Linked DNA regions of Homo sapiens: region 2 is linked to region 1. A link is an interaction called in ENCODE POLR2A ChIA-PET data of the cell type or tissue named here. Cell type or tissue: GM12878. All regions are shown on one strand. Each heading gives the region's core, and the rest is flanking DNA. Links, peaks and the distances in the headings are about the cores only. Region 1 holds the start of LOC124904638 (a long non-coding RNA gene). Region 2 overlaps CARM1 (coactivator associated arginine methyltransferase 1).

Region 1 (15,707 bases), core at 3,968-8,967:
TGGGCAACAAGAGTGAAACTCCATCTCAAAAAAAAAAAAAAAACAAAGACATTGAGTCACAGGATGTATATATCTTTCATTTTGTTCATGATTGCCACATTAGTTTTCTCTTTTTCTCTCCTTTCATCCCTTCCCTCTCTTACTTCCCTCCTTCCCAGCTTTGTTGGATGTAATTGACTGAACATGAACTGCTCATATTTAAACCATGCCTGGCCGAAATTGCATGTTTTGACATACAGGTATATCATTAAAACATGACCATAATCAAGACAATTATTTCCATCACCCTAAGAAATTTCCTCTTACCAGTAGCCGAGTGTGATGGCTCATGCCTGTAATCCTAGCACCTTGGGAGGCCGAGGTGTGCGAATCACGTGAAGACAGGAGTTTGAGACCAGCCTGGGCAACACGGTGAGACCCCTTGTAGTCTCCACTACAAATACAAAAATTAGCCAGACATAGTGGCACACGCCTGAAGTCCCAGCTACTAGCGAGGCTGAGGCTGGAGAATCACTTGAACCCGGGAGGCGGAGGCTGCAGTGAGCCAAGATTGTGCCACTGCACTCCAGCCTGGGTGACAGATCAAGACTCAGTCTTAAAAAAAAAAAAATAAGAAAAAAAAGAAATTTTTCTCTTGCCCTTTTGTGCTCTGTCCCCTACTCCAGCCCCTGGCCCTAACTGATTTGTTTTTGGTTCCTGTAACTTTGTCTTTTTCAGAAAGTCATATAAGCTGAATCATACAACGTGTAGCCTTTTGAGCTGGGCTTCTTTCCCCAGCATAAGATGTTTGAAACTCACTCATGTTCCCAGCATTTTGGGAGGCCAAGGCGGGTGGATTGCTTGAGGTCAGAAGTTCAAGACCAGCCTGGCCAACATGGTGAAACCCCATTTCTACTAAAAATACAAAAATTAGCTGGATGTGTTGGTGTGCGCCTGTAATCCCAGCTACTTGGGAGGCCAAGCCAGGAGAATCACTTGAAACCAGGAGGCGGAGGTTGCAGTGAGCCGAGATCACGCTATTGCACTCCAGCCTGGGCAACAGAGCCAGACTCTGTCTCAAAAAAAAAAAAAAAGAAAAAAAGGAACTCACTCGTGTTGTTGGATATGTCAGCAGTTTGTTTCTTTTTTGTTTTCTTTTGAGATGGGGTCTCACTCTGTCACCCAGACTGGAGTGCAGTGGCACCATCATGGTTCACTGTAGCCTCAACTTCCCAGGCTCCAGCAGTCCTCCCACCTCAGCTTCCCGAGTAGCGGGGATTACACCTGTGCACCACCACGCCCAGTTAATTTTTGTGTTTTTTGTAAAGACAAGGTTTTGCCATGTTGCCCAGGCTGGTCTCGAACTCCTGGACTCAAGCAATCCACCTGCCTTGGCCTTTCAAAGTGCTTGGATTATAGGCATGATTATTATTCAGTTGTATTCTGTTATATGAATGTCCCACACTTTGTTTATCTTTTCACCTGTTAGTGACCTGTTTTTTGCATTGTTGCCGGTTGTTGAACAATTATTAGAGCTGTTATGAACCATTTCTTTCATTTTGAGGGTGGCAGATGACACCACTCCAAAATATGCCACTTTGGCATATGGATTGTTTCAGCTAAGTGCACTTGAAAAACAGTAGGTGCAGGAAAAGCACTCTGACCTCCCTCTTTTCTCTGGAAAACGAGATAAACCCCCATATGGAAGATGCCCTCCCCATCCCAGGAAGAAAGTAAAATTCTTTTTAGACAGGGTCTCATCCTGTTGCCCAGGCTGGAGCGAAGTGGTGTGATATCCACTTCCTGCAACCTCACTGCAACCTCCACCTCCTAGTCTTAAGCGATCCTCTCGCCTTGTCCCCAAAATAGCTGGGATCACAGGCGCCCACCACCATGCCCAGCTAATTTTTTTGTATTTTTGGTAGACACAGGGTTTCACTAAGTTGCCTAGGCTGGTGTCCAGCTCCTGAGCTCAAGTGATCCACCCGCTTCTGCCTCCCAAAGTGCTGGGATTACAGGCCTGAGCCACCGCGCCCAGCCCTAGAGCGTACAATTCTTATCACCAGAAGACAGGGAGTCAAAGCTGAGGAAAAAATGTACAAACAAACCTTGTTAAATGAACCCTTATTTTTCTAGTTATTTTTCCACCATTAACTGCTCTAGCCCAAACCCCTTTGTCTTGTCACATTTTCATAATTTACTACCCTTTTAAAACTTTATTTATAATATTTATTTATAATTTTAAAATTTATTTATATATTTATTTAGAGACGGGGCCTTACTCTGCTGCCTAGGCTGGAGTACAGTGGCACAATCATAGCTGATTGCAGCCTCAAACTCCTGGGCTCAAGCGAAACTCCCACGTCAGCCTCCTGAGTACCTGGGACTACAGGTGCGTGCCACCCAGCTAATTTTATTTTCTGTTGTTTTAGAGATGGGGTCTCCCTGTGTTGTCCAGGCTGTTCTTGAACTCCTGGGTCCAAGCAATCCTCCCACCTTGGCCTCCCAAAGTGTTGGGATTACTAGTATGAGCCACCACGCCCATCTATAATTTACTACTTTTTTTTTTTTTTTTTTTGAGAAGTCTGGCTCTGTTGCCCAGGCTAGAGTCCAGTGGTGCGACCTCAGCTCACTGCAACCTTTGCCTCCTAGGTTCAAGTGATTCTTCTGCCTCAGCCTCCCAAGTAGCTGGAATTACAGGTATGTGCCACCATGCCTGGCTAATTTTTGTATTTTTAGTAGAGGTGGGGTTTCTCCATGTTGATTAGGCTGGTCTCAAACTCCCAACCTCAGGTGATCCGCCCACCTTGGCCTCCCAAAAGTGTTGGGATTACAGGCATGAGCCACCATGTCCATCCATAATTTTCTACTGTTTGTCTAATACAGTAAATAAGTGTTTGACTGTAACTGCTTCTTTGGGTCTTCCTTTTCAGGGCTCCCATGTCCCATAGAACTTATGTTAAATATATTTCTATGCTTTTCTCCTATTAATTGATCAAATGTCAGTTTAAGTCTTAGGCCCCGCCAGAGATCTAAGAGGGTAGAGGAGAAATCTTGCCTTCCCTCCACAGGTCTTTGTGTGGATGTTCATTTGCATCTTTCCCTGTGATTGCTTGCTTGCTTGCTTGCTTGATTGATTTTGAGACAGGGTCTCACTCTGTGGCCCAGGCGGAAGTACAGTGGCATGATCATGACTCACTGCAGGCTTGACCTCCCAGGCTCAAGTGATCCTCCCACCTTAGCCCCTGCCCCACCCTCTCCACCCCACCCTCTCAACCCCCTGAGTATCTGGAACTACAGATAAGCACCTCCATGCCTGTTTACTTTTTTATTTTTATTTTTTATTTTTGGTAGAGATGGGATTCACTATGTTTCTCAGGCTGGTCTTGAACCCCTAGGCTCAAGCAATCCACCCACCATGGCCTCCCAAAGTGCTGGGATTACAGGCATGAGCCACCACATCCTGCCTCCCTGAAATATTTGATTCCTTCGGAATTTATTTTTGTATGTGGTCTAAGGTAGGGTTCAGGTTTTGTCTCATTCTAGTGCAAACTGACAAGGCAAATAACACCTCCTTTTCCATGAAGTTGCAATGCGACCTTGAACCTATATTATGTTCTTAAATAAATCTTCCTGAATTTGTTCTTGGATTCCCTCAGTATTTTCCTGAGTCAATGCTATATTGTTTTTGTATTTGTTTCTACTTTCTCTCTTGATATTTTCCCGAGCCAATGTTTTGTTTTGGTTTTTTTTTATTTTTTTTTATTTTAGAGATAGGATCTCACTCCATCATCCAGGCTCAGGCTGGAATGCCGTGGTGTGATCATTGCTCACTGTAGCCTCCAGCACCTGGGCTCGAGGGATCTTCCCACCTCAGCCTCCTAAATAGCTGGAACTACAGGCGTACACCTCCATGCCTGGTTAATTTATGTATTTTTTTTTTAAGTTGGGGCCTTGCTATGTTGCCCAGGCTGGTCTTGAATTCCTGGCCTTAAGTGATCCTCACATCTTAGCCTTCCAAAGTGCTGGGATTGCAAGTATGAGCCACCACACCTTACCCTGAGTCAATGTCAATGTCCTTTTTTTTTTTTTTTTGAGACGGTGTCTTGCTCTGTCACCCAAGCTGGAGTGCAGTGGCGCAATCTCGGCTCACTACAACCTCTGCCTCCAGGGTTCAAGTGATTCTCTTGCCTCAGCAGCCTCCCGAGTAGCTGGGATTACAGGTGCCCACCATCACACCTGGCTAATTTTTGTATTTTTAGTAGAGACAGGGTTTCGCTATGTTGGCCAGGCTGGTCTTGAACTCCTGACCTCAGGTGATCCACCTGCCTCAGCCTCCCAAAGTGCTGGGATTACAGGTGTGAGCCACCACACCTGACCCTGAGCCAGTGTGTTACTATTTTGATGACTGTATGTTTTGCTATTGGTAAGGCAGGTATCTCACCTTCTTATTCATGATTCTTGGCCTGGGATGCTGTTTAGGAAGTGGACATGGCCTGAGTGTCAAGTGACAGACAGCCTACTGGCTGCATGAGAATGCCAGTCCCTTTTTCAGCCTCTAGTTTGACAAGCAGAGTGGCAAGATGATAGTGTCTGTGACAGCTGAAATCAGGAGTGGTTGGTTGCTCAGGAGGATCGAGAAGAGATGAAACCCTGCCACTTGCCTGAGGGACTCTGCTGTCTCGTTTCTTGCAGGTTAAAAGGCATCTTTCCAAAAATGGCTGAACCTGGTGTGGTGGCTATGCCTGTAATCCCAGCATTTTGGGAGGCCAAAGTGAGAGGATCACTTGAGGACAGGAGTTCAAGACCAGTTTGGGCAACCTAGGGAGACTCCATCTCTCTTTTTTTTTTTTTTTTTTTGAGATGGAGTCTTGCTCTGTCGCCCAGGCTGGAGTGCCGTGGCGCGATCTTGGCTCACTGCGAGCTCCACCTCCCAGGTTCACACCATTCTCCTGCCTCTCAGCCTCCCGAGTAGCTGGGACCACAGGCGCCCGCCACCACGCCCGGCTAATTTTTTTGTGCGTGTGTTTTTAGTAGAGATGGTTTCACCGTGTTAGCCAGGATGGTCTCGATCTCCTGACCTCGTGATCTGCCCTCCTCGGCCTCCCAAACCGCTGGGATTACAGGCATGAGCCACCGCGCCCGGCATTTTTTTTTTTTTTTTTGGAGACAGAGTCTCAGTCCATTGCCCAGGCTGGAGTGCAGTGGTGTGATCTCGACTCACTGCAACCTCCACCTCCCGGGTTCAAGCAGTTCTCCCACCTTAGCCTCCCAAGTATCTAGGGTTATAGGTGCACACCACCGTGTCTGGCTAATTTTTGTATTTTTTGGTAGAGGAGGGATTTCACCATGTTGACCAGGCTAGTCTCAAACTCCTGACTTCAGGTGATCTGCCCGCCTTGGCCTCCCAAAGTGCTGGGATTACAGGCGTGATGTACCATGCCCGAACACCATTTCTTAAAATAAATAAATTAGGCCGGGTGCGGTGGTTCATGGCTATAATCCCAGCACTTCAGGAAGCCGAGATGGACAGATTGCTTGAGCCCAGGAGTTCAAGACCAGCCTGGACAAAGTGGTGAAACCCCCTCTCTACAAAAAATACAAAAATTGGCTGGGTGCAGTGGCTCACGCCTGTAACCCCAGCACTTTGAGAGGCCGAGGTGGGTGGATCACGAGGTCAGGAGATCGAGACCATCCTGGTCAACATGGTGAAACCCCGTCTCTACTAAAAATACAAAATTAGCTGGGCATGGTGGCGCACTTACCTGTAGTCCCAGCTACTCGGGAGGCTGAGGCAGGAGAATCAATTGAACCTGGGAGGTGGAGGTTGCAGTGAGCCAAGATCAGGCCACTACACTCCAGCCTGGCGACAGAGCAAGACTCTGTCTCACGGTGAAACCCCGTCTCTACTAAAAAAAAAAAAAAAAAAAAAATTAGCCGGGCGTGGTGGCGGGCGCCTGTAGTCCCAGCTACTCGGAGAGGCTGAGGCAGGAGAATGGCGTGAACCCGGGAGGCGGAGCTTGCAGTGAGCCGAGGCTGCGCCACTGTACTCCAGCCTGGGTGACAGAGCGAGACTCCGTCTCAAAAAAAAAAAAAAAAAAAAAAAAAAAAAAAATTAGCCAGGTGTGGTGGTGTGTGCTTGTAGTCCCAGCTGTTCAGGAGGCTTAGGTGGGAGGGAGGATTGCTTGAGCCCCGGAGACGGAAGTTGCAGTGAGCTGTGATCACACTACTGTACTCCAGCCTGACAGCCTGGGCAACAGAGTGAGACCCTGTCTAAAAAACAGAAAAGTAAAGAAAAAAATAAAATAATTAATTAAGATGGCTGAGTGCTGGCTGGTGTTGTCTCCTCAGCAAGACAGAAGCTCCCTGAGGGCCAGCGCCCACCCTGATTTATTCCTCCTAGTGTCCTTGGGTCCCCAGCTGCCTGGCACAGAGCTTTGGTCCTTGGTGCTCGGTAGAAGTGTCTGGCTGATGTAGAGGAGGGAGCCTGAGTTACAATCCCCCCTCCCCTGCCACTCAGTCTTCGTGTGACATTGGATGTGTCACTTCTTCTTTCTGTGCTCTGGGCCATGAGAACGGGGTCCTTGGGCTATGATGGTGACCTCTGATTCAGACTCCTGCCTGTCTGGTGCCTCTGAGTCAGTGAGAAGAGCGCGGCTGTGACCTCCCTAGACTGTTGTGGTTAAGATTGAGGGACTGCCACTTCCTAGAAATTACCTTGGTCACAGTGGTTAAGCCGTCCAATCTAAGATAAATATTGTACCAAAAAAAATTAAAAAATAAAAACCCACAAAAACACGTCTGAGCTTCTGTAATAGCCTCTGAGAAGCAAGGATGATTCTGGCCCCTGCCTCATGGGCCAGGATCAGAAGTGACGGTAAATGGCAGCTGGAACAAACTCAGGATTACATTTTGGGGATTTGTTTGTTTGCTTGAGACAGAGTCTTGCTCTGTTGCCCAGGCTGGAGTGCAGTGGTACGACCTCGGCCCACTGCAACCTCCACCTCCTGGGTTCAAGTGATTCTCCTGTCTCAGCCTCCTGAGTAGCTGGAATTACAGGCGCCCGCCACAATGCCAGCTAATTTTTGTATTTTTAATGGAGACAGCGTTTTGCCATGTTGATCAGGCTGGTCTCGAACTCCTGATCTCAAGTGATCTGCCCGCCTCAGCCTCCCAAAGTGTTGGGATTACAGGTGTGAGCCACCACCCCTGGCCAGGATTGCATTTTGGAAAGATCACTGCTTAATTATAACAGTTGGCCAGACATGATGGCTCACACCTGTAATCCTGCATTTTGGGAGGCTAAGGAGGAAGAATCACTTGAGGTCAGGAGTTTGAGACCAGCCTAGGCAACATAGCAAGACCCCATCTCTACAAAACACACACACACAAAATTAACCAAGAGTGGTGGGGTGAAGCTGTGGTCCCAGCCACTCAGGAGGCAGAGGCAGGAGGATCCCTTGAGCTCAGGAGGTGGAAACTGCAGTGAGCTATGATTACACCATTGCACTCCAGCCTGGGCAACAGAGTGAGACACTGTTTCAAAAAAAACCAAAAAATTGTAACAGTAACACATACACCTTGTAACAAATTCAACAGTATTGACATCTATAAAGTAGCAAATTATACCAAGATACACACACACACACACACACACACACACACACACACGCGCGCGCGCAAAGTAACAAATAAGCCGGAGCAGTAGCTCATGCCTGTAATCTCAGCACTTTGGGAGGCCTAGGCGGGTGGATCACCTGAGGTCGGGAATTCAAGATCAGCCTGACCAACATGGAGAAACCCTGTCTCTACTAAAAAATACAAAATTAACCAGGCGTGGTGGCGCATGCCTGTAATCCCAGCTACTCAGGAGGCTGAGGCAGGAGAATCGCTTGAATCTGGGAGGCAGAGGTTGCTGTGAGCTGAGATCACGTCACTGCACTCCAGCCTGGACAGCAAGAGGGAAACTTCTTCTCAAAAAAAAAAAAATAAGTAAAATAACAAATGAAAGGTGACAATTTCACCAAGTGCCTCTCCCCAGAAGTAACCTCAGTTACTTTTTTTTTTTTTTGAGATAGTCTCCCAAACTGGAGTGCAGTGGCGTGATCACAGCTCACTGCAGCCTCCACTTCCCAGACAAGAACGATTCTCATGCCTCAGCCTCCCAAATAGCTGGGATTATAGGCATGCATCACCAGGCCTGACTCATTCTTTTGTATTTTTTAGTAGAGGTGGGTTTTTGCCATATTGGCCAGGCTGGTCTTGAACTCCTGTCCTCAAGTGATCTGCCTGCCCCTACCTACCAAAGTGCTGGGATTACAGGCATGAGCCACTGCACTCAGCCCTGTTTACATTTTGTCCAGATTCATTTCACTCCGCTAGGCAGGCAGCTGGAGCCAAACAACTGGGTCCCTGCCGTGTAGCAGTTGCAAGTGGCGGTTGAGGGTGGGCCAAAGGAGGGGTTCCTGTGCCTTGCCTAGCGCTAATGGCCTGGGTTGCCTGGGGGTGGGTGTTACTTAACTCTCCCTCAGAGGGGAACTGGGCTCCCCTGCAACTGTCACATCAGGTCTAGCACTCTGCTTTCAGTATAAGAAAAACAGGCCCTGAGATTTTTTTTTTTTTTTTTTTCCCCTGAAACGGAGTCTCATTCTGTTTCCCAGGCTGGATTGCAGTGGTGTGATCTCGGCTCACTGCAACCTCTGCCTCCTGGGTTCAAGCGATTCTCCTGCATCAGCCTCAGTAGCTGGGATTACAGGCACGTGCCACCATACCCAGCTAATTTTTTGTATTTTTAGTAGGGATGGGGTTTCACCATGTTGGCCAGGCTGGTCTCCAACTCCTGACCTCAAGTGATCTGCCTGCCTCAGCCTCTCAAAGTGCTGGGATTACAGGTGTGAGCCACTGTGCCCAGCCCTGAGATAATTCTCCTTCTAGAAGTTTTCTTACACATTACTTTCACAGCATTGGTCCAGGGACCACCACTGCAGCCTTGTTGGTAAGAGGGAAACAATTATTTATTTATTTATGTATTTTGAGAAAGAGTCTCGCTCTGTTGCTCAGTCTGGAGTGCAGTGGCGTCATATCGGCTCACTGCAACCTCCGCCTCCCGGGTTCAAGCAATTCTCTGCCTCAGCCTCCCAAGTAGCTGGGACTACAAGCACACGCCACCATGCCCAGCTAATTTTTGTATTTTTAGTAGAGACGGGGTTTCACTATATTGGTCAGGCTGGTCTCAAACTCCTGACCTCAGGTGATCCACCTGCCTCGGCCTCTGAAAGTGTTGGGATTACAGGTGTGAGCCACCATGCCTGGCCTAGAAGGAAAGATTTAAAAAGACCACGGCTGGGTGCGGTGGCTCACGCCTGTAATCCCAGCACTTTGAGAGGCCGAGGTGGGTGGATCATGAGGTCAGGAGTTCAAGACCAGCTTGGCAAAGATGGCGAAACCCCATCTCTACTAGAAATACAAAAATTAGCTGGGCATGGTGGCGTGTGCTTGTAGTCCCAGCTACTTGGGAGGCTGAGGCAGAGAATTGCTTGAACCCGGGAGGCGGAGGTTGCAGTGAGCCAAGATCGTGCCACTGCACTCCAGCCTGGCTGATGGAGTGAGACTCCATCTCAAAAAAAAAACCTCAATGAGGCTGAGCACTTTGGCACTTTGGCTCACGCCTGCAATCCCAGCACTTTGGGAGGTTGAGGCAGGAGGATCACCTGACCCTGTGAATTTGAGGCTGCAGTGAGCTATGATCCTGCCATTGCACTCTAGTCTGAGTGACAGAGCAAGATTCTGTCTCTCAAAACAACCCCCAAAACCAATAAAATCCTGCAAGGGGCACTAGCAAGGAGCCAGTGACATAAGGCAGAAGCTTCGTGGCTGTCAAAAAGAAGTGCGATCTTTTTCCTTGTTCCTGGGAATCCTGCAAACATGTCTGCCCCATAGGTAATGCGTAGACAAGGTCATTTGTTATGACATTGAGGATTGCAAAATTGTTCGAAGTGTTACAGGAAAGGGGTCTCGATCCAGACCCCAAGAGAGCATTCTTGGATCTTATGCAAGAAACAATTCAGGACTGGGCACAGTGGCTCATGCCTGTAATCCCAGCACTTTGGGAGGCCAAGGCAGGTGAATCACCTGAGGTCAGGAGTTCAAGACCAGCCTGACCAACATGGTGAAATGCCGTCTCTACTAAAAATACAAAATTAGCCAGGCATGGTGGTGGGGGCCTGTAATCCCAGCTACCTGGGAGGCTGAGGCAGGAGAATTGCTTAATCGGTTGAACCCAGGAGATGGAGGTTGCAGTGAGCCAACATTACACCCATGTACTCCAGCCTGGGTGACAGAGTGAGACTCCATCTCAAAAAAGAAAAAAAAAAAAGTGGAGTGCAGTAACGGGAATGTGTGCAGAACTATGTGTATATTGTGTTGCTTTTGGTGTAAAAAATGGGAATGTGTTTGCAGTGGCATGCCCCTGTAATCTCATCTACTCGGGAGGCTGAGATGGATCACTTGAGCCCAGGAGCTCAAGACCAGCCTGGGCAACATAGCAAAACTCTGTCTCTGAAAAACAGTCTGGAAGCAATAGCTCATGCCTGTAATCCCAACACTTTCGGAGGCTGAGGCAGGAGGATTGCTTGAGCCCAGGAGTACAAGACCGGTTTGGGCAACAGAACAAGACTCCCATCTCTACAAAAAAAAAAAATCTAAAAATTAGTTAGGAGTGGTGGTGCGTGCCTGTAGTCCTAGCTACTTGAGAGGCTAGGGTGGGAGGATTTCTTGAGCCCAGGAGTTTGAGGCTGCAGGGAGCTATGATTGCACCACTGCACTCCAGCCTGGACAATATAGCAAGACCCCTCTCCCTAAAGAAATAATAGGCCGGGCACGGCGGCTCACGCCTGTAATCCCAACACTTTGGGAGGCTGAGGCGGGCAGGTCATGAGGTCAGGAGATTGGGACCATCCTGGCCAACATGGTGAAACCCCATCTCTACTAAAAATACAAAAATTGCCAGGCGCGGTGGCTCACTCCTGTAATCCCAGCACTTTGGGAGGCTGAGGCAGGCGGATCACGAGGTCAGGAGATTGAGACCATCCTGGCTAACACGATGAAACCCCATCTCTATTTAAAAATACAAAAAACGAGCCGGGTGTGGTGGCAGACGCCTGTAATCCCAGCTACTTGGGAGGCTGAGGCAGGAGAATGGTGTGAACCCGGGAGGCAGAGCTTGCAGTGAGCCGAGATCACGCCGCTGCACTCCAGCCTGGGCGACAGAGCAAGACTCCATCTCAAAAAAAAAAAAAAAAAAAAAAAAAATTAGCTGGGCGTGGTGGCGCGTGCCTATAATCCCAGCTACTCAGGAGGCTGAGCCAGGAGAATTGCTTGAATCTGGGAGTTGGAGGTTTCAGCGAGCCGAGCTCACGCCACTGCACTCCAGCCTGGTGACAGAGTGAGACTCCATCTCAAAAAAAAAAAAAAAGAAAAAAAAAAGAAAATAATAAAGGGAATGTTTTGATTATGGAGGCATAGACTATATAGAGAAAGAAAATGATTAATATTAGTTGCCCCTGGGGTGGAGGAAGACTTGCTTTATGTTGTACCCTTCTTTCTGCTTGGATTTTATTGAATTAATTTTTTTTTTGAGACAGAGTCTTGCTCTATCACCCAGGCTGGAGTGCAGTGGCACAATCTCAGCTCACTGCAATCTCCGCCCTCACCTCTCCACCCCCTTTACCCGCAAACCCCCTAGGCTCAAGTGATTCTCTCGCCTCAGCCTCCCAAGTAGCTGGGATTACAGTCATGTGTCACCACGCCTAGATAAGTTTTGTATTTTTAGTAGAGATGGGGTTTCACCATGATGGCCAGGCTGGTCTTGAACTTCTGACCTCAAGTGATCCGACCACCTAGGCCTTGCAAAGTGCTGGCATTACAGGTGTGAGCCATCGTGCCTGGCCTATTTTATTTACTTATTTTTTTTGAGACAGATTCTTGCTCTGTCACCCAGGCTGGAGTACAGTGGCACAATCTCAGCTCATTGCAACCTCCGCCTCCTGGGTTCAAGCAATTCTCCTGCCTCAGCCTCCTGAGTAGCTAGGACCATAGGCTCCTGCCACCACAACTGGCCAATTTTTTTTTTTCAGGCAGAGTTTAACTCTTGTTGCCCAGGCTGGAGTGCAGTGGCGCAATCTTGACTCACTGCAGCCTCCACCTCCCAGATGCAAGTGATTCTCCTGCCTCAGACTCCCAAGTAGCTGGGATTACAGGCACTCGCCAGCAAGCCTGACTAACTTTTTGTATTTTTAGTGGACATGGGGTTTCACTATGCTGGCCAGGCTGATCTTGAACTCCTGACCTCAAATAATCCACCCGCTTTGGCCTCCCAAAGTGCTGGGATTACAGATGTGAACCACTGAGCCTGGCCTCTGCTTGGATTTTATTTTTTTTTTATTTTTTATTTTTTTGAGATGGAGTCTCGCTCTTTCACCCAGGCAGGAGTGCAGTGGCGCTATCTTGGCTCACTGCAAGCTCCGCCTCCTGGGTTCACACTATTCTCCTGCCTCAGCCTCCCAAGTAGCTGGGACTACAGGCACCCGCCGCCACGCCTGGCTAATTTTTTTGTAGTTTTAGTAGAGACGGGGTTTCACCATGTTAGTCAGGATGGTCTCGATCTCCTGACCTCGTGATCCGCCCACCTCGGCCTCCCAAAGTGCTGGGATTACAGGTGTGAGCCACCGTGCCTGGCCGGGTTTTATAATCACATCCATGGATAAGGCAACTTGGTCATGGATGGGGTAAGAGATGGAGGCAAGGAACAGCAGCTCAGGGGAGCCCAGCCACTCTAACCAGGAGAACATAACACACCAGTGGCACTGGTTCAGCCTTGGCAACTATTCTTTTATTGAACATCAGTAACAGAAAGATGCTTGATTTAGGAGGAAGCTTTCCCTCCCTCCCTCCCCCATTGCACCCCGGAACTCAGCAAAGGTGAGCCAGCCACAGAGCATAACACTGTGGCTGGGACACATGTCCATGTGTGTTTCACATACGTGGGCATCTGTGCCACAAGGGTCATGTGGCACCACAGTTCATCAGCTGTGTTTCCCCTTCCTGCCCTGCTGCAGCGCCACAGGTTGGAGGAAAAGCCTGCCTGTGAGCAGGGTCCCGGCAGGGCCCACCCACCCAACAGTGGAGATCGGGCCTCAGAGCTGGGCAGTCATGGGAGTTCAGGGCCTGGCTCGCCTCGGCAGCCTGGTCTTAAAGAGGGACTTGCCCGAGGCCTCGATGTAAGTGACAGTCATCTCTTTGGAGCTGATCTCCACATAGGCAAAGCCACCCAGTGAGTCTTCAGTCCCATAGTGGAAGCGCAGATAGCCGTTGGGGACCTTGCGCTGGTGCCGCTTTGAGGGGTCCATGAAATTCCCAGCCCCACTCAGCACGTAGCCCACGCCATTCTCATCTTGCAGGTACTGAGGATGGAGGACAAGGGGTCAGTGGAGACCCAGCTTTGAGCAGAGCCCTGCCTAAGGTCCAGGGCTCGATCTGGCCCTAACCACAGAGTCACCTTGAGGTATGTAACCCCTCCTGGCTTCAATTTCCTGACTTTTAGGAGTGTATTAATCCTATTTCATAGGTAGAGCACTTAGTAAGAAATTGGTGGCCAGGTGTGGTGGCTCATGCCTGTAATCCCAGCACTTTGGGAGGCTGAGGGGGTGGATTGCTTGAGCCCAGGAATTTGAGACCAGCCTGGGCAACATAGTGAGACCTTGCCTCTACAAAAAAAATGCGCAAGGGCCAGGTGCAGTGGCTCATGCCTATAATCCCAGCACTTTGGGAGGCCGAGGCGGGCAGATCACTTGAGGTCAGAAGTTCGAGATCAGCCTGGCCAACATGGTGAAACCCCGTCTCTACTAAAATATAAAAATTAGCAAGGTTTGGTGGCCCATGCTTGTAATCCCAGCTACTTGGGAGGCTGAGACAGGAGAATTGCTTGAACCCAGGAGGCGGAGGTTGCAGTGAGTTGAGATCGTGCCACTGCACTCCCTCTCAAAAAAAAAAAAAAAAGCAAAAATTAGCTGCATGTGGTGGCCCATGCCTGTAGTGTCAGCTACTCTGGAGGCTGAAGTGGGAGGTTCACCTGAGCCCGGGAGATTGAAGCTGCAGTAAGCCCCGATTGCACCACTGCACTCCAGCCTGGGTGAAAAACAATGAAACCTTGTCTCCAAAAAAAAAAAAAAAAAAGAGCTTAAAAAAGAAAGAAAGAAAGAAATTGGCAATTCGAAGATATTATTCTGGCTTTGGAGTGTTTTCCTGGTTAGACAGCAAGATTTGAGGGACAGTCTAGACATTCTGAAGGCCACAGGAGACCCTCAAACAGCAGGAGGACCCCAGCCATGTGGACATCAGCTGGGATGGGGACCCCCCTCACCCAGCTCCCACCCCACCCACAGGGCCCTCACCTGCAGATTGTGATCGTGGCCGCACAGGTAGGCAGTGACCCCGTATGTGGCCAGCAGTGGCCGTAGCTGCTTGACCAGGCAGTGGGTAGGCCCGTGCTCGGCTATGGACCACACGGGGTAGTGGCCAGCCACCAGCACGTAGTCCTCCCTGGCCGCCGCCAGCTGTTTCTTGAGCCAGGACAGCTGTGTGCGGGCCAGCTTCACGTCTCGGGGCCTCTCAGGCTGCTGGCTGAGGAAGTCATCTGAGTTGCCACATAGTGTCACTGTGTCCAGCATAAAAATGGCCACAGACACATTGGTCTGTGGGATCTTGAAGTGCAGGCGGTAGAAAGGGCTGGGGAAGTTCCTGTGGAGGGGATAGAGGTCGTGGGTGCACATCTTGGGCGCAGAAGTCCCAGGGTCAGCTCAAGCCACAGGGCCCCTGTGTCCCTGCTATGTGAGGATCTCGGAAGGCAGGGCTGAGGGTGGCTCACCAGCGCTTGGAGATCTTAGAGTATGCAATCTGGGCAGAGACATTGCCAAGGTGGTCATGGTTTCCGGCTAGCACGTACCAGGGCACTTTGCGAAGGGAGCGGTCAGAGAATACGTCCTCAAAGGTCTCCTGTAGCAAACAGATAGGGCAGGCCTCTTCCCTGGGGTCAGTGGCTATGCCGATCCTCCCACCAAGTCAGGATAAGGGAGACACTGAATGCTCCCGGCGCCCAAAGGTGCCCCATCACCTTCCCTCTGCCCTCACCAAAGGAAGGTCACTAGGTAAGGCGGCTTCTCCCCACTGCCCGCCCCCACCTCCTGCCCCACTCTGTTGGGCACAGACCTGGAACCTCTTGTCATTGATGTCTTGCACACCAGTGAAGTAAAAATTGTCCCCTAGAGACAGGATGAAGTCTGCACCCAGGATCTGCACAGTCCGAGCGATCTCCTTGGCATTGGCCATTTCCCGGGCCGTGTGGAATGGGGCATTGGGGACCCCTCCCCAGTCACCCACGGCTACAAAGCGCAGGGCAGGGGTGGCACCATCAGCCAGGGAGGGTAGCAACAAGGCTTGCAGGATGAGCAGCGCCGTCCACATGTCCATCTGGGAGAAGAGAGACAAGCATAGGTGGCCCGGGCTGTGACAAGGGCAGGGAGGCCTTGAGACCCCCGCCTGCCCTGAGATAGAGGGAGACTGCTTGCTGCAGGCTGCCCCTGCGGGAACCCCTTGGTGCCCTAATTCTCAGGACACACAAGCTGCACAAGGCTGCACAAGCTGGCTTAGGGAAGGGGGGCGCGGTCTGTGAG
Region 2 (16,593 bases), core at 1,663-6,662, 690 kb before region 1:
GACGGTGGGAGCCGCAGGGTGAGCTCCTCGTGGAAACGTGGACGGGACGGGCCCCTTCCTGATGCCGGGCTTCGAAGTAAGAGCTAACAGCCTCCTCCCATCTTCTTTTGGGGGATGTGAGAAGCTGGTTACATTTTCCGAAGCTGCTTTCAAAACTGACATTTCACTGGGGGGAAAAGAAAATCACAAATGCGTTTGCCAGCACCCCCCACCCCCGCTCCCAGTCTTTGTAGTTCATTCTTCTTCTTGTTACTCCTTCTTATCTCTTCTCTTTGATTCCTTGTTCACATTTTGCTACTCTGTGTCATTTGGCTTTGTCTTTCAGGGCTTCTTGCACTGATGCCCTGGGGAACCCCTCAGGAGGCCTCTAGCTAGCTTGGGTCCTGTGTGAATTTTTTGCCACTTTGGAAACGGCCCGATTAAAGGAAAGCCCGAGGAGCAGTCCGTTCACACTGGGTTTTCCCTGCACCTCGACTTTGAAAACGTGGACTAAAGGAGTTGTGTCTGCTGTCCGAGGGTGCCGTCTCTTTTTGCTGGTGCAGAGCCTGGGTCTTCTTGGACCAGATGAGAGGGGAAGGAGGGTATTTCAGCGGGGGTTTCAGAGTTCAAGGCAGACACTCAGCTCAACAGAACCCCAGATCATAAGCAAAACCTATTCACTGGGCAAGCATTGGTAGCCAACTTTGTCCTGAACAGAACAAAGCGGGGCAGCGTTTCCAAAACTAGGGTCCCAGGGCTTATCCTCAAAGGAGTTCCAGGAGAGTTGGCTATCATTTTTAAGTAAACCTTTAAAAAATTTTTTTAGGACCAGGCGGGGTAGCTCAGCACTTTGGGAGGCTAAGCACTTTGGGAGGATCACTTGAGGTCAGGAGTTCGAGACCAGCCTGGCCAACATGGTGAAACCCCGTCTCTACTAAAAATACAAAACAGCGGGGTGTGGTGACATGTGCCTGTCCCAGCTACTCGGGAGGCAGAGGCAGGAGAATCACTTGAACCTGGGAGGCAGAGGTTGCAATGAGCTGAGATCGTGCCATTGCACTCCAGCCGGGGAGACAGAGTGAGACTCCATCTCAAAAAAAAAATTTTTTTTAGAACAATTTTAGTTTAGTTTTTTTTTTTTTTTTTTTTTTTTTTTTTTTTTGAGACAGAGTCTTGCTCGGTCCCCCAGGCTGAAGTGCAGTGGCTCAATCTCGGCTCACTGCAAGCTCTGCCACCTGGGTTCACGCCATTCTCCTGCCTCAGCCTCCCGAGTAGCTGGGACTACAGGCGCCTGCCGCCATGCCCGGCTAATTTTTTGTGTTTTTAGTAGAGACGGGGTTTCACCATGTTAGCCAGGATGGTCTTGATCTCCTGACCTCGTGATCCACCCGCCTTGGCCTCCCAAAGTGCTGGGATTACAGGCATGAGCCACCCCGCCCGGCCAGAACAATTTTAGTCTTATAGATGTATTGGCAACATAGTGAGATGTTCCTACCATCTTATTCCTGGAGTAACATTTTGTGTTTGTATTTGTGTTTTTGTTTTTGTTTTGTTGATACTCTTGAAAGTATTACTTGTTATTAAGACAGCACTTCTCTTTGAGAGGTAATTGGTAACTGAAACATTTTTTATTATTAGAGACAAGGTTTCACTATGTCACTGTGTTGCCCAGGCTGGTCTCCAACTTCTGAGCTCAAGTGATCTTCCTGCCTCCCAGAATGCTGGGATTACAGGTGTGAGCCACCCCACCTGACCGGAAACATTCATAAAAAGGAGAAAGTCCACATTCCTCAGAGAGCCTCAGTCCCAGATTCCCAGATGATATATCCTTAGGGTTCTGAAATAATTTTTTTTTACACTTTTTTGTTTTTTTTCTTTCTTTTTTATTTTTTTTATTTTTATTTTTTATTTTTTCAGACAGGGCCTCACTCTGTTGCTCAGACTGGAGTGCAGTGGTACAGTCTCAGTCTCAGCTCACTGCAGCCTTCCATGGCTAAAGTGATCCTCATACCTCAGCCTCCCTAGTAGCTGGGACCACAGGCATGTGCCACACCCAGCTAATCTTTCATATTTTTTGTAGAGAAAGGGTTTTCACTGTGTTGGCCAGGCTGGTCTCAAACTCCTGGGCTCAAGTGATCCTCCCTCCTTGGCCTCCCACAGTCCTGGAATTACAGGCATGAGCCACCGCACCGCCCTCTTTATCCTTAAGTAACATTGATATGGAGATAAAAAACATGGGTTCTTGGCCAGGCGTGGTGGCTCACACCTGTAATCCCAGCACTTTGAGAGGTTGAGGCAGGCGAATCACTTGAGGTCAGGAGGTTGAGACCAGCTTGGCCAACATGGCAAAATCTCGTCTCTGCTAAAAATGCAAAAATTAGCCAGGTGTGGTGGTACCTGCGACTGTAGTCCCAGCTACTCCGGAGGATGAGGTGGGAGGATCGCTTGAACCAGGGAAGCAGAGGTTACAGTGAGCTGAGATTGCACCACTGCATGTCAGCCTGGGTGACAGAGCAAGACCCTGTCTGAAAAAAAAAAAAAAAGCATGGGTTCTGGAGTTGGAGGTGATCAGTGCTGGGTGTATTAATTTCCCATGGCTGCAATAACAAATTATGACAGATTTTTGGTTTAAGACAACAGGAATGGATTCTCTCTCAGTTCATGGTCAGAAGTCTGAAATCATGGTACTGGCAGGGCCACAATCCCTGGAGAGGTTCTACAGGAAAATCCTTGCATCTTCCAGATTGCAGTGGATCCAGCTGTTGCTTGATTTGCAGCAGCGAAACCCAAGTCCCTGCGTCTGTCTTCACTCCTGTGTCTTGTGTCCTCTTTTTTCCTTTTTTTTTTAAAGTGAGATGGAGTCTCGCCGTGTTATAGGCTGGTCTCGAACTCCTAGGCTCAAGTGATCCTCCCACCTCAGCTGTTCTTTTCTTTTCTTTTTTTTTTTGAGACGGAGTCTGGCTCTGTCACCCAGGCTGAAGTGCAATTGCGCGATCTCCGCTTACTGCAAGCTCTGCCTCCTGGGTTCAGGCCATTCTCCTGCCTCAGCCTCCCGGGTAGCTGGGACTACAGGCGCCCGCCACCACGCCCGGCTAATTCTTTGTATTTTTAGTAGAGACGGGGTTTCACCGTGTTAGCCAGGATGGTCTCCATCTCCTGACCTCGTGATCTGCCCACCTTGGCCTCCCAAAGTGCTGGGATTACAGGCTTGAGCCACCGTGCCCGGCCCCAGCTGTTCTTTTCTTATAAGGACACTGGGCATTGGATTTAGGGCCCACTTTATATCTAGGATGATCTCATCTCAAGATCCTTATCTGCAAAGACCCTATTTCCTAATAAGGTCACCTTCACAGATTCCAGGGGTTACAACTTGGATGTCTGTCTTTTTTTTTTTTTTGAGATGGAATTTTGCCCAGGCTGGAGTGCAATGGCGTGATCTCGGCTCACTGCAACCTCTGCCTCCCGGGTTCGAGCGATTCGCCTGCTTTGGCCTCCCAAAGTCCTGGGATTACAGGGATTAGAGGCATGTGCCACCATGCCCGGTTAATTTTTTTTGTATTTTTAGTAGAGATGGGGTTTCTCCGTGTTGGTCAGGCTGGTCTCGAACTCCTGACCTCAGGTGATCCGCCCACCTTGGCCTCCTAAAGTGCTGGGATTACAGGTGTGAGCCACCGCCACCAGCCTCACATATGGCTAATTTTTAAGTTTCTTCTAGCGATGCGGTCTCACTATTTTGCCCAGGCTGGTCTTGAACTCCTGGGCTCAAGCAGTCCTCCTGCCTTGGCCTCCCAAAGTGCTAGGATTACAGACGTGAGCCACTGCGCCCGGCCAATAAATATTTATGTCCATGTTACTGACAGCAGTGTTCGTTGGTGTGGCATGGGAATGAGCTAGCTTTTCTAGGAGGAGCCCCCTATGCTCCAGGGCTGCCCCGCTGTCTTGGCTCACCGGCCATGGGAGGGAGTCCTGGGCCATGATCTGTACCTAACATAGGAGGCCCAGGAGAGGCACGTGGGGAGGACTTCCAGCCCTGTTCCTTGACGTCTGCACCCTCCAGGGGAAGGATGACAGCTGCAGAAGGGCCTGTCTCTGTCACTCTGTAGTGAACAGTTACTTCTTGCCATCTGAAGTCACCCTGGCCTACGTCCATGAGATTGGCCAAATGGCAACTACCAACACCAGGCCATTTTCCCTGTGCAGAGGGGGAGGCCCTTTGGCGTGGGCTTCCTGGGCTTGAGGAAGCTTTGGCATGGCCTCTGGAGTTCCTGGGCATAGGCTGCCCTCCCTTGGAAAGGAGGCAGTTTCTCAGGGAGGGGTGCCGGGAAAGAGAACAGAACAAACTCTCACTTCCCCAGCCCTGTGGCGCTCTTTCTGGAAATGACTGTGTCACTTTTCTTTCTTGGTCAGCACGAGTCAGTGTGGCCAGTGCTTTAGACTCTCCCATCCCCTTGGCTCAGAAGCTTACACAGCAGCATGGGCTCCGTCAGGGGCTAAACTTCAGTTTGTGAGGGGCATGCCATGGGGTGGAAAGTTCAGAGAAAAACCCTTTGTCCAAAGAAGGTGAAGAATGGCCTGCTGTCACCGAACCAGGGGCCCTTGTGACTTCCTTTGGTTACACTCCTGGGATCCCCCTGACAGCTGGGGCAGGGGTATAGAAGAGCTTGTTATGTGCCCCATCTTTAGGACATCTCGGTGTCAAGCTGGAGTGACAACAGGGAAAGTTAGTAACCCCAGAAAGGCATTTGTGTTTCAGCGGTGCCTGCGTGTGGCTAATGGATACCGTCATTTATTGAGCATTTATCCCGTACCAGACTGTGCATAAACTTGTGTTGACTCAAAATGCTTGACCTTGGGGGCAGCTAGGGAAAGGGCAGTGATATAAATTAGGCCTATGGGCCACATTGAGCCTGTGGCCTATTTTTATCTGTGTTTGTATTTTATTAGTGAGACAGAGTCTCACTGTGTTGCCCAGGCTGGAGTGCAATGGCATGGTCTTGGCTCACTGTAACCTCCACCTCCCAGGTTCAAGTGATTCTCATGCCTCACCCTCCTGAGTAGCTGGGATTACAGGCCTGTGCCACCACCCTGGCTAATTTTTGTATTTTTAGTAGAGACAGGGTTTCACCATCTTGGCCAGGCTGGCCTCGAACTCCTGACCTCAAATAATCTGCCTGCCTCAGCCTCCCAAAATGCTGGGATTACAGGTGCGAGCCACCGCACCCAGCCTGTGTTTTATTATTTATTTATTTTGAGATGGAATCTCGCTCTGTTGCCCAGGCTGGAATGCAGTGGCGCAATCTCGGCTCACTGCAACCTCTGCCTCCCAGGTTCAAGCGATTCTCCTGTCTCAGCCTCCCGAGTAGCTGGGATTACAGGCACATGCCGCCATGCCCAGCTAATTTTTTGTATTTTAGTAGCTCACTGCAGCCTCTAACTCCTGGGCTCAAGTGATCCTCTGGCCTCATCCTCCCAAGTAGCTGGGACTACAAGCACATGTCACCACCCTTGGCTAATTTAAGCAATTTTTTTAGAGACAGAGTCTTGCTGTGTTTCCCAGGCTGGCCCCAAACCCCTGGCCTCAAACCATCCTCCTCCTGCCTGAGCCTCAGAAGTAGCTGGGATTATAGTCACGAACCGCTGGGCCCGGTGTGGCCTATTTTTGTACAGACAAAGCTAAGAAAGGCTTTTACAGTTTTTGAGAGATTGATTAGGGAAAAAAACTAAAACCCAATCCACAAACAACAATAATCAGTTGAGACCACAGTGTCCTGCAAAACCTGAAATATTTACTCACTGGCCCGAGGCAGGGGAAGCTTGTAGACCCCTGGGATAAATGAATGAGGCAGGCAGGAGTTGGGGTCTGTGGGGAGTTTGGCCCCAGCCAAAAGAGAAACCAAAAAATCCTCAGGCCGAATAGAGCATACTTCTGAATTGTGTGAGCCCCTTGTGCCAATTGTGGCGCTTACTGTATGTTACCACTTACTCTGAAAAGAGTTCTGTGAGGTCAGAGATACCAACCCCAATTTACTGGTGGAAAAACAGAAATGAAAGAACTTGACTGGCCAAAGTGATGTGGTTGGCAGGCAGCAGAGATGGCTTTGGCATTCTGGGTGACTGGATGCCCACCTTAAATGCATATATAAGTGGTTCAGTGACATTTATCTGTTCATCACAAAGACCCAAAGTAGCAGAGGCTTAATTAAACACGATGGCATTTTATTTTTTGTGCTCTAATGCTAAAGTGTGAAGATTGTCAGGTGCCAAAGTCTCCTGGGCTCTTGGAAGTTCCCAGATCCAGGTCCTCCCCCCGGCTTTTTTTTTTTTTTTGAGATGGTGTCTCGCTCTGTTGCCCAGGGGCTGCAGTGCAGTGGTGTGATCTCAGCTCACTGCATCCTCTGCCTCCCGGGTTCAAGCGATTCTCCTGCCTCAGCCTCCCAAGTATCTGGGACTACAGGCGTGTGCCACCACGGCTGGCTAATTTTTGTATTTTTAGTAGAGACGGGGTATCGCCACGTTGGCCAGGCTGTTCTCAAACTCCTGACCTCAGGTGATCCACCCGCCTCGGCCTCCCAAAGTGCTGGGATTACAGGCCACTGCCCCAGGCTGATCCTCCACCATTCTTAAGGTGAGGTCTTGTCCTCAGGTTTCAGCATGACTGCTGGAGTCCCGCCATTACACCCTGGCTTCCAGACAGCAGGACAGAGGAAGGGACAAAGGAGAAAGGGTGCAAAGGTCACATCCAGGTGTTTGTTAAGAAAGGTTCCCGGTAGCTGATGCAAGGTGCTTCAGCTTTCATTTTGTTGGCTAGAATGTAGTCACATGATCACTGCCAGCTGCAAGGGATGCTGGGAAATGTAGTTTTCAATCTGAGCGGCCATGTGCTCAGCTGAATTTAGGGTTCCAGTTTCCATGGACAAAGAGAGAACATACAGGGAGTCACCTTGGCCACAGTGGGTAGGATCTGGACCTGGCCAGAATGTTGGGAAGGACGTTTCTGGGTTATGGAGAGGTGCTCCAGTGGGCCAGGGCTGGAGACAGCCACCTGGCTTGGAGCACAGGGTCCCCTGTGAGGAGTGGAGGGGCTAAAAGTGGAAACAGGGCTGGGTTGGAATCGAGGATTTTTTTGGTTTTTTTGGAGATGAATTCTCGCCCTGTCACCCAGGCTGGAGCACAGTGGCTCAATGTCATCTCACTGCAACCTCTAGCCTCCCAGGTTCAAGTCATTCTCCTGCATCAGACTCCCAAGTAGCTAGGATTATAAGTGCGTGCAACCACACCCAGATAATTTTTGTATTTTTAGTAGATACGGGGGTCTCACCCTTTTGGCCAGGCTGGTCTTGAACTCCTGACCTCAAGTGATCCATCTGCCTTGGCCTCCCAAAGTCCTAGGATTACCGGCATGAGTCACCGCACCCAGCCTCAGGTGAAATCTTAATGGAAGGTGTCCAGTGCTGTGAGCAGCTCCTGGTCACCAAGCACTGGCCCTCTGTGTAGGGGGTCTGGATGAGATGGGTGGGCAAGGCCTTTCAACAGAAGCTGGAGTGTGGTGTGAACTTGCTAATGACTTTGAGATGCCAAGCCTCACACACCTCAGACCAGGTTGGATTTAGCAGGTGGAGAGGCTCAGGAAGACCTCTGTGGCAGGTGTGTCTCCTTTCTGCGGAAACCTGCTGCTTCTAAGGTCTGCTGGAGAACCTGGGAGGTGGTGAGTTTGCAAAGACATCCAGGGAAGCAGCCACTTAAGCGAGGGCAGGATGGAGGGGCCCACCTGGGCCACACCTGGCTGCTTGAGGTGGCGAGTTGAGGCTGGGAGGGGTTTCCATCAGTTCCATCAGCTCAGAGCTAGGATTTTTTTTTCTTCTTTTTTTGAGACAGGGTCTTGCTGTGTCACCCAGGCTGGAGTGCAGTGACACGATCATAGCTCATTGCAGCCTTGAACACCCAGGCTCAAGGGATTCTCCCTCCCTCAGCCTCTCTACAGGCTGGGACCACAGGCGCACATCACCATGCCTGGCTAATTTTTTTTTTTTTTTTTTTTTGTAGAGACAGGGTCTCACTATGTTGCTCAGGCGGATGTGGAACTCCTGGGCTCAAGCGATTCTCCTACCTTGGCCCCCAAAGTGCTGGGATTACAGGTGTGAGTCATGGCAGCCACGGCTCCAGAGCTCGGGTTCTTAATCTGGTCTGTGGATGGCCCCTGGGGGCGGTCCCATGAGCCCCTCACAATTGGACACAGTTTTGCAAAGGGGTAAAAGGACAAGAATCGGTAGCTGTGACTGTGGATGAGCCTCTGAGCTTCACTTTCCCTCCCTGAAAGGGGGTGACAGTGGCACCTCCCTGGAGGTTTTCGTGGAGGGGAGGAAACACATGTAAAATACTTCACCCCAGTTGGGCACAGAGGCTCATGCCTGTAATCCCAGGTTTTGGGAGGCCGAGGCAGCAGGGCGGTTTGAGTCCAGGAATTTACAACCAGCCCGGGAAACACAGTGAAACTGTATCTCTTAAAAAATAATTTAAAAAAATTAGCCGGCATGGTGGCACATGCCTCTAGTCCCAGCTATTCCAGAGGCTGAGGCGGGAGGATTGCTTGAGCCCAGAAGCTTGAGGCTACATTGAGCCATAATCGTACCACTGCACTCCATCCCGGGAAACAGGGCAAGACCTTGTCTCTAAAAAAAAATGCTTCTTGCTTGATGACTTGTGATATATGAAAAGGAAGAAAGAAAAGAAAAGCTTTGCCCTGTGTGCCTGGCCCGAAGTAAGTGCTCCATAAATTGGCCGTGGTGTAGCTGTGGATTCTCTGCACATTTTTCTGTGCAGAACCTCCCCTGATTTCGGTCAGCTTCTCAGAAGGATCTGTGACTGAAAAAGGGTACCAGTTCCTGGAGGACAGCACCTGATTGGGGAGTGGAGTCTGCCCTGGCTGGTAAGGGATTGGGGGCTCTCTGCGCAGGGCCAGGACATCTCTCCAGGGACAGGCGAGAAGCTTTGAAAGGGCAGGAAGGAGAGGGCAGCAAGGTCAGATGCCGTGAGAGGTCAGAGTGAGAGCCAAGGGGCGGTCACTGGATTTCTGAGCAGGAGGTCACAGGTGACCTCAGAGAGCAGTCCCCTGGAGGGCTGGGGTGGGGGAGGGGCCAGCCAGATGGCAGGTCTTGGGGGAGGTGACAGTGGAGCTGCAGAGAGAGCAGGGGGGACGGTGACCTTTCCCAGCCCACTGAGACCCACTCTTTCATTCATTCAGCCAGAAACAGGCAGCGAAAGTGGACTCGCCGTCTCCATAGTGCGGTAGCTCCCATCCAGCCAGCTTGAAATGGTCAGCAGAAATTCACCAAGCGTCTGCTGTGCACCAGTTACTGTTTTAGGAGCCCAGGGATGTGGTGACACCCGAGATAAACACAAGGTCCCACATTTGCAGGCCTGGGGACATTGTCTGAGGAGCGCTAAATCAGCAATCACTTAAAACAAGCTGAGGGGCTCCAGGATGCTGGGGGAGGGGCTCTGCTTAGAGGGAGGCTGAGGGCAGAGTCGTGCTTGTGGTAAGAGCTCTAGCAGGGGCCAGCTGGCAAGTCCTGATCCACTCCTTAGCATCCCGGTGACCACTTTGTGCCTCAGTTTCCTTGGCTGTCAGTTGTGGATCTTGACATCGTCTACCCTAGAGGGTTGTTGTGAGTGGCGAGCTGATAGAAGTAAAGTGCTTAAAATAGCGTCTGGCACTGCAGGAGGGAAGACCTCCTCTGGGAATGAACTTGTGGGCCTGGCATGGCCAAGGGCATGCAGTGGGGGGGATGGGGAGGCAAGGGACGCCTGTGATGGAGGCTGGGCTCCAGCCATGCTGTGGCCCGCTGTGCTTTCCTGGCGGGGCGATCATGGGCAAATGCCTCAGTGTCCCCGAATCTCAGCTTCCTTATTGGTGGGAGGATTCGGTGAGTGGCTTCCCTGGTGGAAAGTGGCCTTGGCCAGAGTAGACATCTGTGGCTGGACTGTATACAGAGCCCTGCCCAAGTCGGACACAGCCCCCCAATCTCCAGTGCACTCTGTCTTTTTTTTTTTTTTTTTTTTTTTTTGAGACAGGGTCTCACTCTGTCGCCCAGGCTGGAATACAGTGGAGCGATTTCTGCTCATTGCAACCTCCGCCTCCCAGGTTCAAGTGATTCTTGTGCCTCAGCCTCCTGAGTCTCTGGGACTATAGGCATGTGACACCATGCCCGGCTAATTTTTGTGTTTTTAGTAGAGACGGGGTTTCACCATGTTAGCCAGGCTGGCCTCGAACTCCTAACCTCAAGTGGATCTGCCCGCCTTGGTCTCCCAAAGTGCTGGGATTGCAGACATGAGCCACCGTGCCCGACCTCAGTCTTGGGGAGCAGAGAGAAGGCAGACAGAGAACCCCATCTCCTCTGCTGGGGAAGTGGTCTAGGGAGCACCTTGAAGAGAATGGCAGCTAAGGAGAGGTAGGGGAGAGGCTGGCCTGGCCAGAGAGAGGTGAGCTGCAAAGGAGGGGGACCCAGGGGCCTGCAGGGTGTCTGTGGTCAGCCCTGCTACTCTCTGCCTTTCCTGGCTGGAATGCTATCCCTGGCCTCCCAGCACTCTCTGGGTTAGAGGCTGCAGGCGGTCCTGATTAGCACACATGGGAGCCTCACCTTGGGACCTTGTCCAGGGAACCGTGGTTCTCCCTCCAGTTTCCTCCCATTAAATGGAGGGGGCTTTCGAGGATTGGCCCACACCCAACATAGGTGAATCCTTGGTCTCCTGAGCCTGCTATGTGGCCTGGAAGAGAAGATGTATCCCAAGTTGTCCAGGTGTGGGGGTAGGTAGGACACAGAGTAGCCCTGGGAATCCTGCCCAAGACCCCCTCGTCCCCAGTGATTGAGGAGGAGTCCCTTTCCCCGGTGTAGTTTATCTGTCCCAGGGGCCTTCTCCGGCACCCTCTGGATCTGCTTCCTGATCTCACTCTGGGGAACTGCTTGGGGAGCTTCACGTTTCAGTCTCAAGGATCGCGCAGGGCGGACCCTCAGCAGCCTCCAGATCTGCCCAGAAAGTCCACGGTGCCGGCCCTGCCACTTCTTTGTTTGGCTTAAGAGACAGGGTCTTGCTGTGTTCCTCAGGCCGGCGTGCAGTGGTGCGATCATAGCTCACTGTTAGCCTTGAAATCCTGGGCTCAAGCAATCCTCCTGCCTTAGCCTCCTGAGTAGCTGGGACTACAGGTATGCGCCACCACGGCTGGCTAATTTTTTAAAAAAATTGGCTGGGAGTGGTGGCTCACGCCTGTAATCCCAGCACTTTGGGAGGCTGAGGCAGGTGAATCACTTGAGGTCAGGAGTTCAAGACCAGCCTGGCCAACATGGTGAAACCCCATCTCTACTAAAAATACAAAAATTAGCTGGGCGCGGTGGTGTGCGCCTGTAATCCCAGCTACTTGGGAGGCTGAGGCAGGAGAATCACTTGAACCCAGGAGGCGGAGGTTGCAGTGAGCCAAGATCATGCCACTGCACTCCGGCCTGGGTGACAGAGCGAGACTCTGTTTTTTTTTTTTTTTTTCGTTTTTTGTTTTTTGTTTTTTTAATTACGGGCCAGGTGCAGTGGCTCACACCTGTAATCCCAGCACTTTGGGAGGCCGAGGTGGGCGGATCACTTGAGGTCAGGAGTTCGAGACCAGCCTGACCAATGTGGAGACCCCTTCTCTACTAAAAACACAAAAATTATCCAGGCATGGTGGCGCATGCCTGTAATCCCAGTTACTCTGGAGGCTGAGGCAGGAGAATCTCTTGAACCCAGGAGATGGAGGTTGTGGTGACCACAGATCACACAACTGCACTCCAGCCTGGTCAACAAGAGCAAAACTCCGTCTCAAAAAAAAAAAAAAACAAAAAGACATAGAGATGGGCTCTCTAGTATGTTGTCCAGGCCGGTCTCAAACTCCTGGACATAAGCAGTCCTCCCCTCCTTGGCCTCCCAAAGATCTAGGATTACAGGCCTGAGTCACTGTGCCCAGCCCAACCTGCCACTTTGACACTACACAGCTCTGACTTTTGGTTGAAGAATCTGGAGTCCCCAGTTGCCCCCCCTCCCCCTGTGCTTGCCTTTGTTCCCCAAAAAGCAGTTACATGAAGGAAATGGAGACCAGGCCTAACCCAGGGCTGAAGGAGTTGGGTCTGGAGATTCTAGGCCCCTCCTGTGTCTCCTCTGGTGTTGATTCTCTGCATCGCTTCTTTATTTTATTATTTTTTTTTGAGACTGAGTCTTGCTCTGTCCCCCAGGCTGGAGTGCAGTAGCGTGATCTCAGCTCACTGCAACCTCCGCCTCCCGGGTTCAAGCGATTCTCCTCCCTCAGCCTCCCGAGTAGCTGGGATCATAGACACGTGCCACCACGCCTGCCTAATTTTTGGATTTTTAGTAGAGACGGGGTTTCACCCATGTTGGCCAGGTTGGTCTCAAACTCCTGACCTCAGGTGATCCACCAGCCTTGGCCTCCCAAAGTGCTGGGATTACAGACGTGAGCCATCATGCCTGGCCGCTTATTTATTTTAATTGTTGTTTAGTCAGTACACACACATGCCCAGGCCTTAGTTCTGTTTGATGCTTTTGACAATTATGGACACCCATGTCACCACCACCCAAAGCCAGACATGGAACTTGTTCCCCTCTGGGTAGGTTTGTTCAGTGGGACAGCCCCTCTTTCCCTGTCTGTTCCTCTCATCATTTGTCCCCTGCTGCCAGGCGGGGCATTCTTGTAAACAGGTCCAGACTGGGTTTGGGGGGCTCTGTGCCCCCCCACCCCTGCCAGGAGAACCCCCTTTTATTCTTCCTTTTTGTCTGTCTCTTTAAAGCGATTCATTAGCCTTGGCAGGCGTGGGTCTGAGCTGTTTTCCTTTATGTCGTTGGCAGGTCTTTCTCCCGCTAATTGTGTTCTCGGAGCTGGGGTTCATTTTTGCCGGATGTGTTACACATGTGCAAGCGTAGTGGTTTTATGTATAGAAAACCTGCCCAGCGGTGTGGGCATGGGTGCTACTCCTGGCGAGGACTGCAGAAAGGCCCCTGGCCAATCAGTGCTCTCGTGAAAGAGGGATGCTCTTGTTAACCATCCCGGGCAGGGGGCATGTGAATAAATAATCAAAGACTGGGGTGCCTCTTGCAGACTGAGGGAGGGACATTCCAGAGAATTTGCTGCATTCTTCCTTGAACAGGACGGGAAGGCGAAGATAGGCTGGAGCTTCCAGATTTCCATCCTGTGCCCTTGAGGGACCCTCTGCAGGAGCCTGGCTCTGCCTTTGAGCCCTGGAGCCCCTAGATGCAGGATGATGGGATGCCTGGCTCTTACTCCCGCTCACACACTCCAAGTCTCGCTATCAGGACAGCCCCCCACAGGGAGCCACAGCAGCCACAGCTCACTCCCTCATTTTTTTTTTTTTTTTTTTTTTTTTTGAGACAGGGAGTGCAGCGGTGTGAACACAGCTCATTGCAACCTCAACCTCCCAGGTTCAGTTCATGCTCCTGCCTCAGCCTCCCGAGTAGCTGGGACGGCAGGTGGCCCCACACCTGGCTAATTTTTTTCTTTCTTTCTTTCTTTTTTTTTTTTTTTTTGAAATGGAGTTTCACTCTTGTTGCCCAGGCTGGAGTGCGATGGTGTGATCTCAGCTCACCACAACCTCCACCTCCTGGGTTCAAGTGATTGTCCTGCCTCAGCCTCCCCAGTAGCTGGGATTACGGGCATGCGCCACCACGCCCGGCTAATTGTGTATTTTTAGTAGAGACGGGTTTTCTCCATGTTGGTCAGGCTGGTTTCGAACTCCTGACCTCAGGTGATCCACCCGCCTCAGCCTCCCAGCCTGTAGCTGGGATTACAGGCGTGAGCCACCGTGCCCGGCCTAATTTTTGTATTTCTTGTAGAGACGGGGTCTCAACCATGTTGCCTAGGATGCTCTCCAACTCCTGGGCTCATGCAGTCCTCCCACCTCGACCACCCAAAGTGCTGGGATTACAGGCGTGAGTCACCATGCCCCGCCCCCTCCCTCATTTTTATCTTTTATCTTTTTTTTTCTTTTTTAGAGATGGGGGCTGGGTGCGGTGGCTCACGCCTGTAATCCCAGCACTTTGGGAGGCTGAGGCAGGTGGATCACAAGGTCAGGAGTTCAAGACCAGCCTGGCCAAGATGGTGAAACCCCATCCCTACTAAAAAATACAAAAAAAATTTAGCCGGGTGCAGTGGCAGGCACCTGTAATCTCAGTTACTCTGGAGGCTGAGGCAGGAGAATCACTTGAACCTGGGCAGCAGGAGTTGCAGCAAGCCGAGGTCGCTCCACTGCACTCCAGCCTGGATGATAGAATGAGATTCCATCTCAAAAAAAAAAAATGGGGTCTCAATATTTTGCCCACGCTGGTCTCAAACTCCTGGCTTCAAATGATCCTCTTGCCTCAGCCTCTCAAGTAGCTGGGCCTCCTGCCTCAGCATTCTGAGGAGCTGGGCCTCCTGCCTCGGTGTCCCGAGGAGCTGGGCCTCCTGCCTCGGTGTCCTGAGGAGCTGGGACTGCAGGGGGGCACCACCATGCCCAGCTCACTCCCTAATTTGTATAAGAGGAAACTGAGGCACTAAAACTTTGGTGGCAGAGTTGGGATGTGAACCCAGGTTTGGCCCTGATCCGTTCACTTGGCCATCAGCCCTGCAGCCCCTCCTGCCACTTTTCCCACTCTCTGACTCCTCCACAGGGCAGTGCAAGGCCATGGAGGAAGTGCCTGCCCAAGGCTTACCCCTGCTGCTCCTGGTCCTTGTCCTGTGTCACCGTGTTGGCCATAGCGACCTCTTCCAGAGCTCGCCAAAGCCAGGGTCCCGTCTCCCCTGGTTCCTGCCGTGTGCCTGATTTCTTTGTGGCATCAGTAGTGTCTGCCCCCTTCGCCTGTGCCACATCTGGAATCACATCTGGCGAAGCAGCCTGCAGGTCCTGGGGCGGAAGGCGGCCTTCCTAACCCAAACATACTGTTCTCTGAGCCTTGGTGGGGCCAGAAGGGCTCCTGGAGCGCCCTGGGACCTGGCAGAGGGCCTTCCTGCAGCTTTGTGGCCCAGGACATCCTGTGTCTCTGGCTGATGGTCAAAACCTTTCCTTATTCTTTATTTTTTTTTAAATGTTTTACTTTTTGTAGAAGCAGGGTCTTGCTTTGTCACCCAGGCTGGTCTCAAACTCGTGGTCCCAAGCCATCTCTCTGCCTTGGCCTCCCAAAGCACTGGGATTACAGGCATGTGCCAGCATGCTCTGACTCAGACTCTTTCAAGAGGTGCACTAGGCAGGGACTTCAAGTGGGCCTCAGCCCCAGGGCAGCTTCTCCCTGACCCAACTTCGATTTCCTCCATTGGAGGCTGCCTCCGCTCCAGCCTCTCTGGAGCGCCCCCCTGTACTCCCCTCCTCTGGGTGAGGCCCTTTTGCCAGCCTGAAGGCAGGCCCCAGCCCAGCTTGCTGCACTGAGCTCTCTGTCCTTGGCAATGAGAGCCAGGGTGTGGAGGGTCCCAGTCGCTCTGGGAGATGATCCCCCTCAGCAGCCTGGGGTCTTCTTGCCGCTCCATGACACGCCTCATTCAGCCCGACCTTCCAGGCCACTGTGGGTGTCTCCTCTGCAAAGGGCCTCCTGCTGGCCTAGTCCCCATAGAGAGCTGCAGCCCAGCTCCTGCCATGTGTCACAATGTGACAGACCCTCTTTAGCACCAGGAAGCAGGCTTGATTGCCTCCTTGTAGTGGTGAGGCTCAGGGGTCAACTAGCCTGGCCTGGCATTGCCCAGGCCCAGAGCACAGGTAGAACCTGGGGTCCCCTGAGCGTGGCCCCCAGTACCTCCCAGCTGGCTCTCTGGAGGCTGGGATGGAATTTGGCTGTCTTTGGACCAGCTTCTGGGTCCCCAGCTGAGCCACCTGGAGACTGTCATCGCTCTGTTGCTTGGTTTCCCCTCTTAAAAATAGGACTAAGGTCGACCTGGAGGGTGGTTTGAGCACTAACCGAGGCCCTGCACAGCCAACACCTAAGAGTGCTTCCTGGGGCTCCATAAATCACAGCTTCAAAGTCTTGGCCCGCGGGAGAAGAAAGACTGGGCGAGCTGGCCCAGCAGACAGCATGTGGAGCGAGGGGGCTGGTGCAGGCCGGTTTTGTGGCTTTGCACCGCGCCCCCACCCCCTACCCTCCACAACCCCATGCTTTTCATAATTATCCACTAAGCTCCCGCGCTTTCTGGGGCTGTGGAACCCCAGCTCACATCTGCTGTCTCTTTTGTAGTGCACAAAGCCCCAGGCGGTGGCAGCTGATTAGCATGGATGCAGGAGACATTTGCATGTAATAGCTCCCAGTGAAGGGGGTGCCCCGTCTCTTTTTCAGAAAAGCCAAGCTCTTTGTCTTGGCCTTCTATTCTTGGGGTTGCCCTTCGCACACCCCACAACTGAGCAGACTGTCACCCACAGGTCAGGACTACAGGGGAAGCTGTCGACCCTTGAAGGTGGAGCTTAGGGACCAGACCTTAGAGGGAGCCCCCTACTGAGTGCCCCCCAGGCCTCTGACTGAAGAAGCTTCACAGTGATTTATGAGGTTTGGGTGTCCTCAGTTCAGGGGGCTTTCTCCAGAGCCCACCTAGATGGGGCACGCATT

The links. Peaks named below come from ENCODE experiments on the same cell type or tissue, not always from the same donor. Only the 100,000 strongest peaks of a DNase experiment are listed, where the experiment ranks them.
Region 2: POLR2A ChIA-PET joins it to region 1 with 7 read pairs; 2 of 35 experiments call an interaction of 5 or more read pairs at or near these places.

What each region holds. Positions count from the first base shown.
Region 1 is chr19:11,561,814-11,577,520 of GRCh38, forward strand. ACP5 (acid phosphatase 5, tartrate resistant) reads right to left here. Exons shown (of 5, transcript NM_001611.5): 2 at 15,244-15,504; 3 at 14,903-15,030; 4 at 14,430-14,775; 5 at 12,847-13,439. The coding sequence starts at 15,504. The coding sequence ends at 13,197. LOC124904638 (a long non-coding RNA gene) reads left to right here and starts at 13,436. Exons shown (of 2, transcript XR_007067140.1): 1 at 13,436-13,540. RefSeq lists a silencer at 6,060-6,109 and enhancers at 6,520-6,609, 15,318-15,707. In GM12878, for the core only: no CTCF peak of the experiment used is centred there; a DNase peak (open chromatin) is centred at 6,568; H3K4me3 peaks cover 578 bases; H3K27ac peaks cover 2,438 bases.
Region 2 is chr19:10,872,517-10,889,109 of GRCh38, forward strand. The region is part of intron 1 of CARM1 (coactivator associated arginine methyltransferase 1); the gene reads left to right. Among named protein-coding and RNA genes, the nearest start is that of CARM1, 9.3 kb to the left of the region's middle. RefSeq lists enhancers at 1,784-2,284, 2,285-2,785, 4,105-4,254, 4,435-4,664, 6,472-7,314 and 6 more. In GM12878, for the core only: no CTCF peak of the experiment used is centred there; a DNase peak (open chromatin) is centred at 4,415; H3K4me3 peaks cover 4,200 bases; H3K27ac peaks cover 4,608 bases.